2 separate regions of the Homo sapiens genome follow, and region 2 is linked to region 1. The links are chromatin loops, found by intact Hi-C in ENCODE. Cell type or tissue: heart left ventricle. All regions are shown on one strand.

What was found. Peaks named below come from ENCODE experiments on the same cell type or tissue, not always from the same donor. Only the 100,000 strongest peaks of a DNase experiment are listed, where the experiment ranks them.
Region 2: it touches region 1 in a loop (2.3-fold over the local background); 6 of 110 quality-filtered maps call a loop at or near these places.

Annotation. Positions count from the first base shown.
Region 1 is chr20:45,135,921-45,143,920 of GRCh38, forward strand. LOC101929863 (a long non-coding RNA gene) reads right to left here and starts at 3,109. Exons shown (of 3, transcript XR_936751.3): 1 at 2,897-3,109; 2 at 2,597-2,754; 3 at 1,518-1,977. RefSeq lists an enhancer at 2,923-2,982. In heart left ventricle, a CTCF peak has its summit at 3,046 (motif pointing right); a DNase peak (open chromatin) is centred at 3,041; H3K27me3 peaks cover 1,711 bases.
Region 2 is chr20:45,271,542-45,279,541 of GRCh38, forward strand. All of the region lies in intron 2 of LOC105372630 (a long non-coding RNA gene), which reads left to right. Among named protein-coding and RNA genes, the nearest start is that of SLPI, 21 kb to the left of the region's middle. In heart left ventricle, no CTCF peak of the experiment used is centred here; no DNase peak of the experiment used is centred here; H3K27me3 peaks cover 803 bases.

The DNA.
Region 1 (8,000 bases):
AGGGGCTAGCCTGGAGCCTGAGTCTCTGGGGGCCAGTCTAGTGCTGCGGTCTACTGAGATAGGCTGGACCCTGGGTCTACTAGGGTTTGGGGCCATAGGGAACATCATGGTACTGGCTCAGAGACAGCTAGGGACAGTACTTTTGCCTCAGAGATCACTGAAATTATTCAAACTGGCCAATCTTGAGACACTTACCCTGCCTCACCTGCTCCTTCTTGCAGGAACCACAGAAAAGGTTTGCCCACATTTCTCCCTCACTCCCTCTATCTCTTGACTGAAAAAGGTGCTTTCTATGTGCCCCCCTGCCCTACCCTTCCCATGGCAAGGTGTGGCTCTCCTTTGAGATATGTGAGTATAACAAACTCTCTTTTAAAAGGCAGTAATCTCCTGATATGTTCGCTTTGTCATACCTAAATAATATTAAATACCTAAATAATATTAAAACCCAATTTTTTAAAAAGGAGCTTGGAAGGCAAAGGACTAGAAAATCAGTAGCAAGGATGTCTGTGGTAGGGAAAGAGGACCAAAATGTGAGGAGACATTTACTGTGAAGACTTGTGTATTACATATTAACACCTGCTGGGAAGCATCTATGATAGATTAGACCCTGACAGCCAAGATGAAAAACTCAACAAGTTGACATTAACCAGCTTTCTTTTTTCTTTTTTTCTTTCTTTCTTTCTTTTTTTTTTTTTTTTGCGACAGGGTCTAGCTCTGTCGCCCAGGTTGGAATGCAGAGGTGCGGTCTCCCCTTACTGCAACCTCTGACTTCCAGGCTCAAGCCATCCTCCCACGTCAGCCTCCCAAGTAGCTGGGATAACTAGCCTTCATCACCATACCTGGAGAAGTAACTGCAACACAAGGTAGAGGACAGTGGTGAGCATGGAAATGCACTGCTTAGATCTCCTGCTGCTTCAGGGTGTGCAACTGATGGATGCCCCCAGCTACTGTCCTCTGCATCTGCCACTATGTCTGTGCAGAAGTCATGGATGCTTCCATCAGGTTACTCCCAGCCAATGACTGAGTGAGGCCCGAACACTAAGGCAGGCTCATTCTGAGACCTGGGCCTCTTCTGATAGGTGACTTCAGTTCAAGCGTTGTCTTTCAGCCTGACTGGCACTTTACCAATGTTGTAATTCATTCTGAGACTCTTCCTCCTTCCTTCTCTCCTCCCTCAGAGCAGGCAGCCCTGCATCATGGTCTCATGCTCTCCTTGCCACTTTGGCTACCTCCCTTTGTCCCTCACAGGCATTTTCCCTGACACACACTCTTGATTACCTAATCCTGTCTAGGTATCTGCTTTTCAGAGTGAGTCCTAAACAAACCTACTCACCTATAGTTTTGGTTTGAATAGTTCAGGAAATGTTGAAAAAAGGGAGAAGAAGAGGAAGAAGATGGGAGAAAAGAACATGCTTTTTTTTTCCTTAATAGTTATTACTATCAAGTCAAGATGATTAAATTCCGTTAGAAACATTAAAAAGATTAAGGTTGCTTTTTAAATGAAAGGACAATATTCATCATATTCTTAAAAGTTTATTCTTTGTAACTATTATGCAATTATGATAAAAATGTTAGATGTCAACTTAAAGCATGCTAGGGAATAATTGGCTTTTCAAAATTTGTTTATAATAGTTACAAATAAAATTTTGGAAGACTTGTCCAGACTTCTACTACCTTTGTGGTCCTTAACTAAATGTGAAATATTAATCATATCCTTTTTTCAGATCCTAAGGGAAAAGCCATAAAGGATGGAGAGAGAGACAGGGAGAGAGAGAGGAGATCCAGCAGTCTTACAGATTTTTCTGTGGTTTTAAATATACAATGCTTTATCTCTTTGTCTTCTTGTCATATTAACAAGCATTTAACTCTGAAATGACATCTTGGGCCTGGGAAGATCATGGACAAATTGGAGACCAGTTATCCAAATCAGAGCCTGTAGCACCAGCGTCTCCTCAGGCTTGGCTAAGGAGTTTCCACCTCGAGAGAGAAGAGAGAATCAGGGATGTAGGAAGGTGAAAAGGTTCAGGGAAGGTTCAGCCTGGCTGGTACTTTGTCAATGCCAGGTGACATGGCATTGCAGGAGACATGAATTTGTGTCCTGGGGCACTGTGGCAGAAATCCTGCTAAGTACTCTCCTTCACAGAAAACTGAGATATGCTGCCCCAGAATCAGGGACTGGGGATCAGGGACTCTAGGCAAGCCATCCTAAGGAATAATGAATTTATAATCCCTGACCTTACAATTTAAATATGAAGAGAAAGGTGCTGTGAAAGGTATCGTGAAAAACTAAAATAATAACAATAAAAATTCAATAACCCTTGAGCAACTTAGAGATTATCTTGTCCAAATGTCCCCTTCATACAGAAGAGAAGGGTGATGCCCCTTATGTGAAATGGACAGTGCATATCCTGAGCAAGGAGGTCTATTGAGCCACCCGCTTCACTGTTCCGAGGCAGATCTGTGGGCCAACCCAACTTGAAAGATCTGATCTCAATGATTTCCAGGGGCATGGGCAGTTATCAACTCCTTCTAAGATGAATGCTTCTGCAGGAAGGTTTCAGGCGCAGCCGAGAAGGGCAGATCTGGGGCTCCTTACCTCAATCCAAAGTCCACCAAAGCTCTGTACACTGATGTTGACAGTTGAAGAAGCAATACTTCTCGATCCCCAGGCAGGCTTTATAGTGCAGCACACAGGTAAGAGGGTGAAAGGGCAGGATAGAGTAAACTCTGGGCAATATCCAGGTTTCGGTGCAGCTGGAGAAAGATGCCACAGGGTGAGTCGAGGGCAACCATAAGTCACTTCCAGGTATCAGGGCCAGCTCGTTCCACGGATTCCTCAGAGGAAATGTTCCCTAACCCCACCCACACCCAGGATTGTCACGCCTTACTCACTCACACTCTTCAGGATTCCAGGCTGAACCATGCGGAGGCCAAAGAGGACGGTCACAGAGAGTAGAGAGAGGCTGCTCAGCTTCTTGGTGCAAGAAAAGGGCGTGGGTGCACCTGGAGGCTGGACGAGTCTATGTCAGTTCTGGCGGGGCTCCACCAGCAGGCGGCGCTGTGGCTCTGGGGGCTGGAGGTCAGAGGTGCCTCAACTTGACCCGGAACCATCAGCTGTTTCCTTTCACCTCCAGGAAGAGATAACGTGAAACCATTTGTGCGGTATAATTTATGAGAGCCCTCGTGGACTGCCTTTCTTCAGGGTGTTGCAGGGCTGCCCTGGCTCTTCCTTATTCTGACTTTATCCAGCGGCTTTTGAGGCAATAGGAGGGCATTGTCTTTCCCCAGGCTTGTATCAGGTCTGACCAACTCCCCTCGTCCCAGTGTGTATCCAGAACAATTGAAACCCACCCCTCCCAGCGGTGTTCACATATGGGTGCGTTTGGGGTACCACATCGAAGTTGAAACACACACAAAGCTAGATATTGTGCTATCAGTAAGATAATTTCTAGATTCATAGAAAATATAAATGCATTATGAACTACAGAGAAATAAGTTTCAGTTGCGTTATTAGTGTTTGCTCCTTTAACTCCTGTCTTTATGTTGCCATGACTCTGCAAAAACTTTATTTGTTGATAAAATTAAAAGTCTAACTAGGTTATTTTGTAATGTGACCCCTAGGCTAAATAACCGTTCTGCCTCTCTGCACTCCTGTAAAAGTGTGTGATGTACCTACTCACTTGGTGGCTGAGAACATAGCTATCAGTAATGGTGAGAAATGGGTTATGAGTGCACACAGGAAAATTGGTACCTGATGTGGAAGGTAGAGAAATACTGAGGAAAAAGCTCTCTGAAGCAGGTGTTCTATCTATCTATCTATCTGTCTATCTATCTATCTATCTATCTATCTATCTATCTATCTATCATCTGTCTATCATCAACATCATCATCATCATCCTTTCCTCTCTTTCTAGTGCAATCTGTGGTTACCTCCTAGCTGTGTGTCTTTTTGCTGTTTTATGACACAAAGCTGGAAAGTTGATATATCTTTGAGGTAGGACAGTAAAGGTATATTGCTGGCCTTGCCAGCTGAAGGCAAATTGCTTCTGGTGGGCCTTATGGACAGGAATGGAGGAAAAGGCATTTGCCAAGTCAATGGCTGTACACCAGGTACCAGGAAATGTGTTAATTTGCTCAAGCAATGAAACCATATCTGGTACAGCAGCTGCAATTGGCGTCACCACTTGGTTAAGCTTATGATAATCCACTGTCAGTCTTTAAGATCCATCTGTGTTCTGCCCAGGCCAAGTGGGAGAGTTGATCGGGGACGTAGAGGGAATCACCACTCTTGGGTCTTTCAAGTCCTTGAAAGTGGCGCTAATCTCGGTAATCCCTCCAGGGATGTGGTATTGTTTTTGATTTACCATTTTCCTAGGTAGAGGTAGCTCTAATGGCTTCCACTGGCCTTTCCCACCATAATAGCCCTCACCCTACCAGTCAGGGAGCCAATGTGGGGGTTCTGCCAGCTGTTAAGTATGGCTATGCCAATTACGCATTCTGGCACTGGGGAAATGACCACAGGATGAGTCCAGGGGCCCACTGGACCCACTATAAGTTGGACCTGAGCCAAAACTCCGTTAATTACCTGATCTCCATAAGCCCTTACTTTTGGTCCTGGAGGACCACAATGATGTTTTGGGTCCCCTGGAATCAACGTCAGCTCAGAGCCAGTGTCCAGTAGTCCCTGAAATGTCTGATCATTTCCCTTTCCCCAGTACACAGTTCCCCTGGTAAAAAGCCAGAGGTCTCCTTGGGAAAGGATGGGAAAAAGATTCACTGCATAAATTGGTCATAGGGTAGTGGGGTCTTTCCTCAAGGGGCCCTGGCCTCCCCTTCATTCAAGGGGTTCTGGGTCTGTAAACTGGTTCAAGTCTGGAAATTGATTGAGGGGCCATGATTCTCTGCTTTTATAATTCAAATTAGTCTTTTGTCCATTCGACCTAGAAGTTTTATGCTTGTATAAATTAAATAGGAATGCAGTAGGCCTCCTATCAATTTCACTTTTTAGGAACACTAGGATTAATTAGCCAGTGCCAGAGCTCTACATGAGTCAGACTGATTGCTGCTTTGCCTCTGCTTTCCATTATGGTAGCTACACCCACCTTGCCTTTGACAGTTGAGTGCTGCCACTTGGCTCCTGCCACCTCGGGCTTCAGTTATTCCCATTGTATTTAAGTTTTGTAGTTAAGTGACTGCGGTTCCCACTGTTAGATCTGACATACAGAAAAGAGCAAATACAGGGCTCTTCAAAGATGAGGGTGCTGACCTCACAAATCGATTTCACAAGGCATTGGTCAAGGGTGTATCTTCTGGACCCTCCCAGCTGGGATGAGTAGGTCTAAAGTGACTAATTCGCTCCAGCATCCCAATCTCCCTAAGCCTTTGGATCCCTTCCTCTACATTAAGCCAAGGGAGATCAGGCATTTCCAGCTCATTCACAGTGGGCCATCTTTTAATCCATATTTCAGCTAAACAAGCAAATAAACTATTAGAACCTTTTAAAACTCCCTGAGCTGCAACATTAAATGCAGAGTCCCTACTTAGTGGGCCTAAATAAAGAAATTCAGCCTGATCCAACTCTATGTTCCTTCCACCATTATCCCACACCCCTAATATCCATGTCCATGCCTGTTCTCCAGATTTCTGCTTATATAAATGAGAAAACTCAAGCAATTCTTTTTGAGTGTAGTGCATCTCCTCATGGGTCACACTCTCAACCTCACCTCTAGGGGCCTGCTGGGACTTTAGTCTACTTATAGTTCTAGAAGCAAACAGGGGTGTTGGGGGTGGCTCCTGAGGAGAATCAACATTATCTTGCCTGGCAACTGCCTCAGGGGAGGCCATCACTGTTGTCTCAGGCAGCACAGGGTTTATCTCCCCAGACAAAGGTGGAAAGGCTGATGGCAGCACAGGTCAGCGAGGTGATGTTGCCACTACTGGGGATGAGGAAGCTGTTTCTTCTGGCAAAAAAAGGTTCATCAGAGTTTACAAACTCAGTGTCCTCAGCTTCATCAGGGTCCTCCCACATGTCCCCATTCCAAGTTGCAGGGTCCCATTCTTTTCCAATCAATGACACCTGGCGAGGCTGTGCATGCACCTTTTGTTGCAGGTCAGCCACTCACATGATAAGAGCTTGTGTCTGTTTTTCCACAATTTCAGCTCTTTCTCTAAAGGAGATAAGACTCTCAGTCAGGGCAATCTTAGCAGATTTGAGACTCAGTATCTGCTTCTGAAGCTGGGAGATAGAATCCCTGAGTTCATCATTTTCTTTCATCACTTCGTCCACTGAACTTAGGAGCAACCAACCAGCTTCATTATGTTCCTTGGTTCTCCACATATGGTCAAAGGTATTATGTATAGAGTCACTAAACTCCTTGCCTCTCACAAGCAGTGAATCAGGAGTGTCAAATGTGCTTATTTTGCATAACTCTCTAAACAGTTAATGCCAAGGACTATCAGTGTTCTCCATACTACTATTAGAACTAGAGTCCTTAGAATTTTTTGTTCTAATCATATTAAGCAGCAAACTCCAGAAACCCCAAACCAATGAAAGAACTCCATTTTTAATATTCTGTTCCTCTAGAACCACTCTTGGTACCAAAATCTGTATTAGTCAGGGTTCTCTAGAGGGACATACCTAATAGGAGGTATGTATATATATATATATATGGAGTAACTCACATGATTGCAAGGTCCCACAATAGGCCATCTGCGAGCTAAGGAGCAAGGAGAGCCAGTCCAAGTCCCAAAACTAAAGAACTTGGAGTCTGATGTTCAAAGGCAGGAAGCATCCAGCATGGGAGAAAGATGTAGGCTGGGAGACTAGGCCAGTCTAGTCTTTTCACATTTTTCTGCCTGCTTTATATTACAGCCACACAGGCAGCTGATTAGTTGGTGCCCACCCAGATTAAGGGTGGGTCTGCCTTTCCTAGCCCACTGACTCAAATGTTAATCAAATGTTAATCTCCTTTGGCAACACCCTCAAAGACACACCCAGGATCAATACTTTGCATCCTTCAATCCAATCAAGTTGACACTATGTATTAACCATCACAGTAGTTTCATAGAAATAGCATTGAATCTGTAAATTGCTTTGGGCATTATGGCCATTTTAACAATATTGATTCTTTCTTTCCATGAGTATGAAATGTTTTTCCATCTGTTTGTGTAAACTCTGATTTCGTTCAGCAGTGTTTTGTCATAATTGTAGTAGAGATGTTTTACCTTTCTGGTTAGTTGTATTCCTAGGTATTTTATTTTATTTTTGTGGCAATTGTGAATGGGATTGCATTCTTAGTTTGGCACTCAGGTTGGACATTGTTGGCGTACAGAAATGCTACTTACTTTTGTACATTGATTTTGTATATCATACAGGAGCTAGGGCCTGCCACAGGGGCCTCACAGTTCTGCCTGGTGCCCTATACTACTGTGGCTGAGCTGGCACCCAAGTTGCAAGACAAAGTCCTCTTAACTCGTCCCTCTCCTCTTGTCAAGCAGAAGAAAGGGATCTCTTTCAGAGCTGTGTGCTGCACTGCCTGGGGTTGAGGGAGGGTGATGCAAGCACTCCTTCAGCTGCCCAGGCTGGTGCCTCACTAGGTCGCATGCACCCCATGTCCACTGGCCTCTGAGCCCAGCACAGCACTAGGATTTGTCCAGGAGTTGTAGTCCTTGTGGCCTAGACGGCCTTTCAAGTTTATTTAGTAGCCCATAGCACTTTAGCCTGCAGTGGCGAGGCTTGCCAAAACTCAAGTTCCAACTGCTGGAATGGGTGATTGTCCTCTGGCTAAGGGTCATCTAAATGCGCCCTCCGTGGGCATCGGCTGAGTTATTTCTGGTGTTGACAGCACTGAGTTCCAATGCAGAGTCCCACAAGCACTGAGCTCTCCCTCTCCCAGTGCACGTATTTTCTCTCTGTGCCATGCAGCCTCTGCCGGGGGATGAGGAGGGGGTTGGCGTCAGCAATTCAAGACTCTTTCATATCCTCTACAGTGTCTCTTTCA
Region 2 (8,000 bases), 140 kb after region 1:
CCTTGTGGCTTGTATTAAATTAACCAAAATTAGCTCTAACTCAGGAAAAGGTTATCCCTTGGTTTTGTCAACTGTCTGAAATAGCTTGCTTTCCCAGCATTATTTTTATGCATATACTTTCCTATTTTTGTTGGCAGACTTACCTAATGGAAGGTTTTTGTTTCCCTTCTCTGTGCCCAGTCTTCCTGGTCCACCTACAATTTTGTGGTCACCTCCGTCTAGTCCCCAAGTACCCTCTGGGTCAGAATCAGGTTTTATATTAGTAGCTCAGAGCCATCCTGACCTGGTTCTTGGTTCTAAATCCCAAAACCATAGTGTGTTAGCACTGGAAGGCGTCTCGAAGATCATCTAGGCCAAATCAACCATTTCTCAGCAGAAGAAAACTGAGACTTGAGAGGAGGAGCCCTGCTCAAGTCACCTGCCAGGTAGAGTTACCCCCATGGGCACTCCCTGGGGCCTGTTCCCTGCTGCCACATGCCTCTTGACTCAATCTGGCTTCTCGAATCCAACTGAGCCTTCTCCAGCCAGCATCCAATACTTCTTCCTAACTCTTGTTTACTCATTCAATCCCTCACAAATGCCTACTGGGAATACAAATGTGAATAAGAAACACATAGACACAATTACGACTAAGAGGTAAACTGTGGGATTAGCATGACCTGAGTTCAAAGACTAGCTCGACAATTTGTTTCCTGTGTGATCTTGGGCAAGTGAAGAGACTTCTGCTGTTTTCATTAACCTATGTGAAGCAGACTTATTCATGCATTCCTAGGGTTACTGGGACAAGTAAATGGCAGAACAATCATCAAGCACCCAGCTCAGTGTCTGGCTTGCAGTAAGTCTAAAAGAGTGGTTATTATTATTATCATTACAATGTCCTTCCTGCCAGGTTGGATCTCAGAGGGGATGTCAGTCTCTTCTGTCACTTCAGACACTCATCTCTGGGGAGATCTAGTTCAGACTAGTTGACCACTAGCCCAACCTGGTTCTGTCTCCTCTGTCTAAGACTGCAGTTCCCTCTCCACTGCCTTAGCTTTGCTATCTTTAGCTTTGGCTGGAGTCCCTCTACTCTGTGCACCATTCTCTCTGAATGGAAGCTCAGAGACAAGAATTCTTGGGAACTTGTTTCTGATTCAATGCATAATCTTGAATGGCTTGGGAGGGGTAAGGTATTGCCCTTCCCAAGCCTTAATTTTCCCATCTGTATAAAGAGTGTGCTGGGTTGTGTTAAGTCAAGGTGAAGACCCCTCCTAGCACTGACACTCCTGGGCCTCCAGGAAATGCCATGCTTTCTCCATCCCCCCAGCCCCAGTAGAGGTGAACCCTTAGCCAGCTCCCACCTCCAAGCAGGTTTCTTTGGGAAGGGCAGGGGTTTCTTTCTTAGATGGGGCCATTCTGGCTGTCCCGATTCCACTCTGAGGCCTTATTTCTCTGTCAGGGCTTCTTTATCTGAGGTCCTTAGATCCCTTCTGGGATCCATAAATCCCAGGAAATGATATGCCACTGTCATGTGCATTTTTCAGAGGTGTGAGTTCATCAGCTTCTCAAAATGGCTTAGATCCCAAAAAGATTAAGACCCATTGCTGGAAGTCTAGTTCATGCCTCTATCACTTAAATTCTGATTTCCTTGTCTGTTGGATGCTCCTCTGATGTTCCCCAACCTTCTCCTTTTTTCTACATTACATCTACCTGTTAATCTGTATCTTCCTGCACTGGACTGAGAGCCCTTTGAGAGTAGGGACTGTATCAATCTTTTTCACCTCTGTATTCATAGCAAAATAACACATACCCAGTACTCAATAACTAGGGATGCTAGCTCTATGAATGTAGGAACCTTTGTGTTTGGTTCATATCTTTGTCTTAGATGCAAGGCATAGGACCTGACACATAGTCAGTGCTCAATAAACATCAGATGCAGAAAATAACTTGTGGAATGAACAAGTGAATGCATTCAGAAAGAAGCCACTTCACTCTCCAACTTTGCCCATCCCTGGGGCCCCTAAACCGTGTCTGGACATTTATGGTTTTCTTTGTTCTTAATTAGAAAAGGTCCTTTAAAAATGCGAACTTATACCAAGCTGGGATAAAGGCACTGGCATATCACCCCCAGTCTGGGGTCAGGCAACTGGGTTGGTGGCCAGATGCCCTCATGGTAGTGTTGGCCACAGTGAAAAAAAAACTCTGCTAAGCTGGATGACAAAGAAAAAGATTGGGAAATTAGGAAAAATAAGGAAAGATCAGATCATTCAAATCCTCCCTGATAATCAATGGGTGACAGATGACAGATGGGACTGCAACATCTCCTACACAGATGACAACTGTGTGGTCCAACCATTCCCCAGCTGGGGTTTTCCCACCTAAACCATTCCTGACTTGTACTTGTTAAATGTCCCCCCGCCCCCAATGATTTCCCAGAATAAAATTCTATGTAGGCTGGTAAGAGGGTGCTTCTCCTCAGTGATGAAATCCCTACAGAGGGGAGCTTGAGGTCTCAGGGAAGATGAGACCTGGAATCTGAGGCAAAGGCAGAAAAGGTTTGTGTTAAAAGATAGGGAAATAGACTGATAATGGGAGAGCTTGAATGACTTCCACCAACAGTCACCCCAGAAATGATTTTTATCAGAGACATACCGGGGCATTTCTGGCAATCTCTCAAGGGCTTAGAGGAAGGCATCCCATTTATCAAATTGCTAATGAAGGAAGCTGCAATCTGTCATGAGGAATTGAAGTTTGGAGCTCTGACAAGACCTTGAAAAAAAGAACATTGGAGATTAAGTGTCTGTCAACCAGAGCTGAACACTATCCACAAGAGAGGCCTGGGACCAGAGGGGGATTCTCTAAACTATTAAACCTTAAAGCATGAATCATTTTTAGTTCTATCATACATATAATTTACATTTAATAAAATGCACAGGTTTCAAATGTACTAGTTGATGTGTTTTAATAAATGTATACACACATGTAACCACTGCCCCAGCAAGATACAGAATATTTCCATCACTCCGGAATATTTTCTTTGTGTTCCTTTATAATCAACTTTGCTACCCGCTAGGGAATAAATCCCTGCCCTAGGCAGCCACTGATCTGCTTTCTTTCACTATTGATTAGTTTTGCGTGTTCTAGAATGTCAGATATATGGAATTATATTGTATGTAATCTTTTGTCTAGTTTTTTTGGTTAAACATAATGTTTTTGAGATTCATCCACGTTGTTGCCTGTGTTGACAACCTGTTCCTTTTTATTGCTAAGTAATATTCCATTATATGAATATCCACAATCTTTTTATCCATTCTTCTATTGACAGGCATTTGGATTTTTTCTAGTTTGGGGCTATTATGAATAGAGCATTTTTAAATATTCTTTTCAAATCTTTATATGGACATATGCTTTCATTTTTCTTGAGTAAATGCCTAGGAGTAAAATTGCAAGTCATAGGGTAGATGTATATTTAACTTCATCATAAACTACCAAAATTTTCCAAAGTGGTTGTACCATTTTGAATTTCCAGCAGCAATGCATATGAATTCTAGTTGCTTCACATCCTCACCATCACTTAATATTGTCAGTCCATTTTGTCTTAGCCACTTTAGTGGATACAAAGTAATATCTCATTGTGGATTACATTTGCATTTTCTGGTAATTAACAATGTTAAGCATCTTTTCATGTGCCGATAATGACCATTCATGTATCTTCTTTTGTGAAATAGCTATTTAAGTCTTTGGCCCTTTTTTGTTTTTTGTCTTCGTGTGACTGAGTCATAGGTGCTCTTTATATATCTATATTCTGTTAATATACACATATCCTTTGCACAATGTAATCATCCGTTGTCAGGTACATGTATTGTGAATATTTTCTCCAAGTCCTAGTGACTGACTTTCATTTGCTTAATAGTTTTTTTTTTGAAGTGCAGAAGTTTTAAATCTAAAAATCAATGGCAGCCTGAAAAAATAACAGCTCCTGAGGCCATCCAACTGGCTGTCTGCCCCAGGTACAAAAAGAAGATAAGACTCTGTCGTCAGAGTGAGCTGAGGTCCAATTCCACATGCTATCTCTCATTTAACTCTCACAGTAAATTTTATGAATTAGTTAGTTTTATGGTCTCGTTATACAAATAAGAAAACTGAGGTGTAGGGATGTGTTCCTATGTCACAGTCTAAGAGATATTTCAGACTTGAGGAAAAAGTAAGAGTTTCTGTGGCCACTTCCATGGTCAAAGGAGAGGACTGCTGGAAGAGGCGCTGCCTGTAGCCTTCCTGAAGCAAATCATGGAGAGCCACACTCGACAGTGGCGTTGTGTGTCAAAGAACAATGGTAGACAGTACTGACAATCAAGGGCTAAGGAAAAGGCTATTGCTCTGATTTGAAGGGTCCTAATAAACCTTGAGATTCTTGTAGGAGCCAATGGAAATGGGAGAGAGGCTCAATGATGTAAATGACTTATATACCATACCAGTAGGTGGGGTGGGGTAAGACAAGATTTAATTTAACTTAATTTAGAAAAAAATCAAACAAAACATTTCTTACATCCAAATATTCTAGAAAAAAAAATCTGTTCCTCACAGGCATTTTCCAATGCTCTTATGAACCCTTCCTAAACATCACTTTCTTATCCACATGACATTCCATCCAGTAAAAATGTCCACCACAGTGTACTTAGCCAGTCCCCTACTGCCTGTTCATGTTATTTCTAGTTTTTGCTATTATAAAAGCCCTAACGTAAATATCACTCATCATGCACAAAACTTTTTCCTATATTTTATGTATTTCCATTGGTCCATATTTCTTGGGGCAGATGTTCAGAAGTAAAACTATGATGTCAGTGAACACCAATATTTATAAATTCCTTGGTGTTGATTGCAAGACTATTTTCCAGGAAAACTGTACTAATTTGCAGTCCCATCTGCATGTCTGAAAGAGACTCAGCAACATTTTCAGTGACTAACTGGGTTTTCCATGTACCATAATAGAGGGAAGGACAGGGGACAGGCTCCAGACCGCATACTTGAGTGTTAAGAACAGTGGCCAGGTAGATACTCCATGGAATAAATTATTAGGTTATGTTCCAGACTCTCTCCAGGAGTGGCAAGAACTCTGGGCTTGATTTCAGCTGACCTTGATTCTCGGCCCTGCTTTGTCACTTGCTAGTTATGTGTTCCTCAGCAAGTCACTGCTTCCTCTTTCAACCTCCCTTTAAGTTATCTGCAAAACGGAGACAATAATGCCTCTATCTGGAGAGGGTCGTGAAGATCAAATGATGCCGTGTATGTTCCCACTGTGTTATAAACCACAAGCTCCTGTGTAGGCTTGAGTCTTCTCTGTATTTGGTTGATGCACTCCATTCCTAGAACATCAGCATCTCTGATGAAGCTGCTAAGATCAAGTTTGGGAATAAGAAAAGTTGAAGACTCGATCCTAGACCCGGCCAGGCGCAGTGGTTCATGCCTGTAATCCCAGCACTTTGGGAGGCCGAGGAGGGCAGATCACCTGAGGTCGGGAGATGGAGACCAGCCTGACCAACGTGAAGAAACCCCGTCTCTACTGAAAATACAAGAATTAGCTGGGCGTGCAGGCGCATGCCTGTAATCCCAGCTACTCGGGAGGCTGAGGCGGGAGAATCACTTGAACTCGGGAGGCGGAGGTTGTGGTGAGTCAAGATCACGCCATTGCACTCCAGCCTGGGCAACAAGAGCGAAACTCCATCTCAAAAAAAAAAAAAAAAAAAATTCCTAGACTCAGGAGTTCCATCAAAAAAGCCCAAAATTTTCTGCCCTTAGCACAAACACGTCAAAAGCCTGAATTCAATTTTTCCCCTTCCCACCTTCCGGTCTTTTTTTTTTTTTTTTTTTTTTTTTTTAGGTGTAGAGAGCTCTGAGAACTGCCTACCCTGTACTCCACTCAGGATGCCCCCCACAGGGTGGGTGTTTCCATGTTAGTGCCTTTCCCCTTTTCAAATAGGGGAATGAGACAAGACTCACTGCTGGACTTTCCATTTTTCCTAACACTGCCCCCCTTAACCTTGCTAAGACCCAGGTCAAAGGTTTAAAGTTATTTCTTTCAATGGCACTTCACCTCTATGATCTTCCTTCTAAAACCCATAACCCCAGTCTAACCATAAGAAAATATTAGACAATGGCAGGGCGCAGTGGCTCACACCTGTAATCCCAGCACTTTGGGAGGTCGAGGCAGGTGGGTCACCTGAGGTCAGGAGTTGAGACCTGCCTGGCCAACATGGTGAGACCCTGTCTCTACTAAAAACACAAAAAAATTAGCTGGCCATGGTGGCTCACACCTGTAATCCCAGCTACTCAAGAGGCTGAAGCAAAAGAATCACTTGAACCCGGGAGGCGGAGGTTGCAGTGAGCTGAGATCATGCCACTGCACTCCAGCCTGGGTGACAGAGCAGGACTCTGCCTCAAAAAAAAAAAGAAAGAAAGAAAATATTAGACAAACCCCAGTTGAGGGGCATCCTAGAAAACACCTGACTAGTACTCCTCAAAAACATCAAGGTCATCAAAAACAAGGAAGGTGTGGGAAATTATTACAGTCCGGAAGAGCTTAACTAGCCATGGTGACTAAATGTGAATCCTGGATGGGGATCCTGAAGCAAAAATAAAACAAACAAACAAAAAAAAAACATGTTAGGTTAAAAGTATGAAAATATGAATAAAGTCTGGACTTAAGTTATAATAATGATTCAACATTTGTTCATTTGTCGTGACAAATATGTCATACTAAAGTAAAACGTTAACAATAGGATGAGGGATATTTGGAAACTCTCTGTATAATCTTCATAAGTTTTCTGTAAGCCTGAAACTATTCTTTAAAAAAAAAAAGGTGGGGCTATTTTATGTATCTCTTTATAGGCTTAGTTGAATTTCTCAGACAAGGAGAAAAAAAATTTGTTTGTAGCAAAACTCCTCAAAGAGATATCCACACGTGGTGTCTCTAATTCCTTTCTGCTTGTATCAATCTGTTCTGGCACTGCTATAAAGAAATAACTCAGACTGGGTAATTTATAAAGAAAAGAGGTTGAATTGGCTCACGGTTCTGCAGGCTGTACAGGAAGCATAGTGGCATCTGCTTGGCTTCTGGGGAGGCCTCAGAAAGTTTCTAATCATGGGGGAAAGCAAAAGGGCAGCAGGTGTTTCACATAACAGGAGCAGGAGCAACAGAGATTAGTAGGGGGGTGGGGGTGCTATACACTTTTTTTTTTTTTTTTTTTTTTTTTGAGATAGAGCTTCAGTCTTGTTGCCCAGGCTGGAATGCAATGGTGCACTCTCGGCTCACCGCAACCTCCGCCTCCCGGGTTCAAGCGATTCTCCTGCCTCAGCCTCCCGAGTAGCTGAGATTACAGGCGCCTGCCACCATGCCTGGCTAATTTTGTATTTCTAGTAGAGATGGAGTTTCACCATGTTGGTCAGGCTGGTCTTGAACTCCTGACCTCAGGTGATCCGCCCGCCTTGGCCTCTCAAAGTGCTGGGATTACAGGCATGAGCCACTGCACCTAGCCACACACTTTTAAATGACCAGATCTCATGAGAACTCACTCACTATCACGAGAACAGCACAAGGGGATGGCCCTAAACCATGCAGGAGAAATCCACCTCCACGATCCAACTGCCTCCCACCAGGCCCCACCTCCAACACTGGGCATTACAGTTCAACATGAGATTTGGTGGAGACACAGATTCAAATCATATCACCTCCCATCCTCTCTCGCCTATGCCTACTCCAACCAGTCTGCCCCCACCACCACCTTCTCATCACTCCACTGACAATGTCTTTGTCAAAGTTACCATTGTTCTCCAGCTTGCTAAGTCCATGGTCAGTTCTCATCTCTAGTCCTAGCTGGCCCACCAGCTGCACTTGCCATGGGTGATTGCTCACTCTTCCTTGATTTACTTTCTTCACTTAGCTTCAGGACAGCATGATGTCTTGGTTTTACTCCTTCCTCATGGATTGCTCCCTCAGTCTCCTTTGCTGGTTCCTCCTCTCCTCC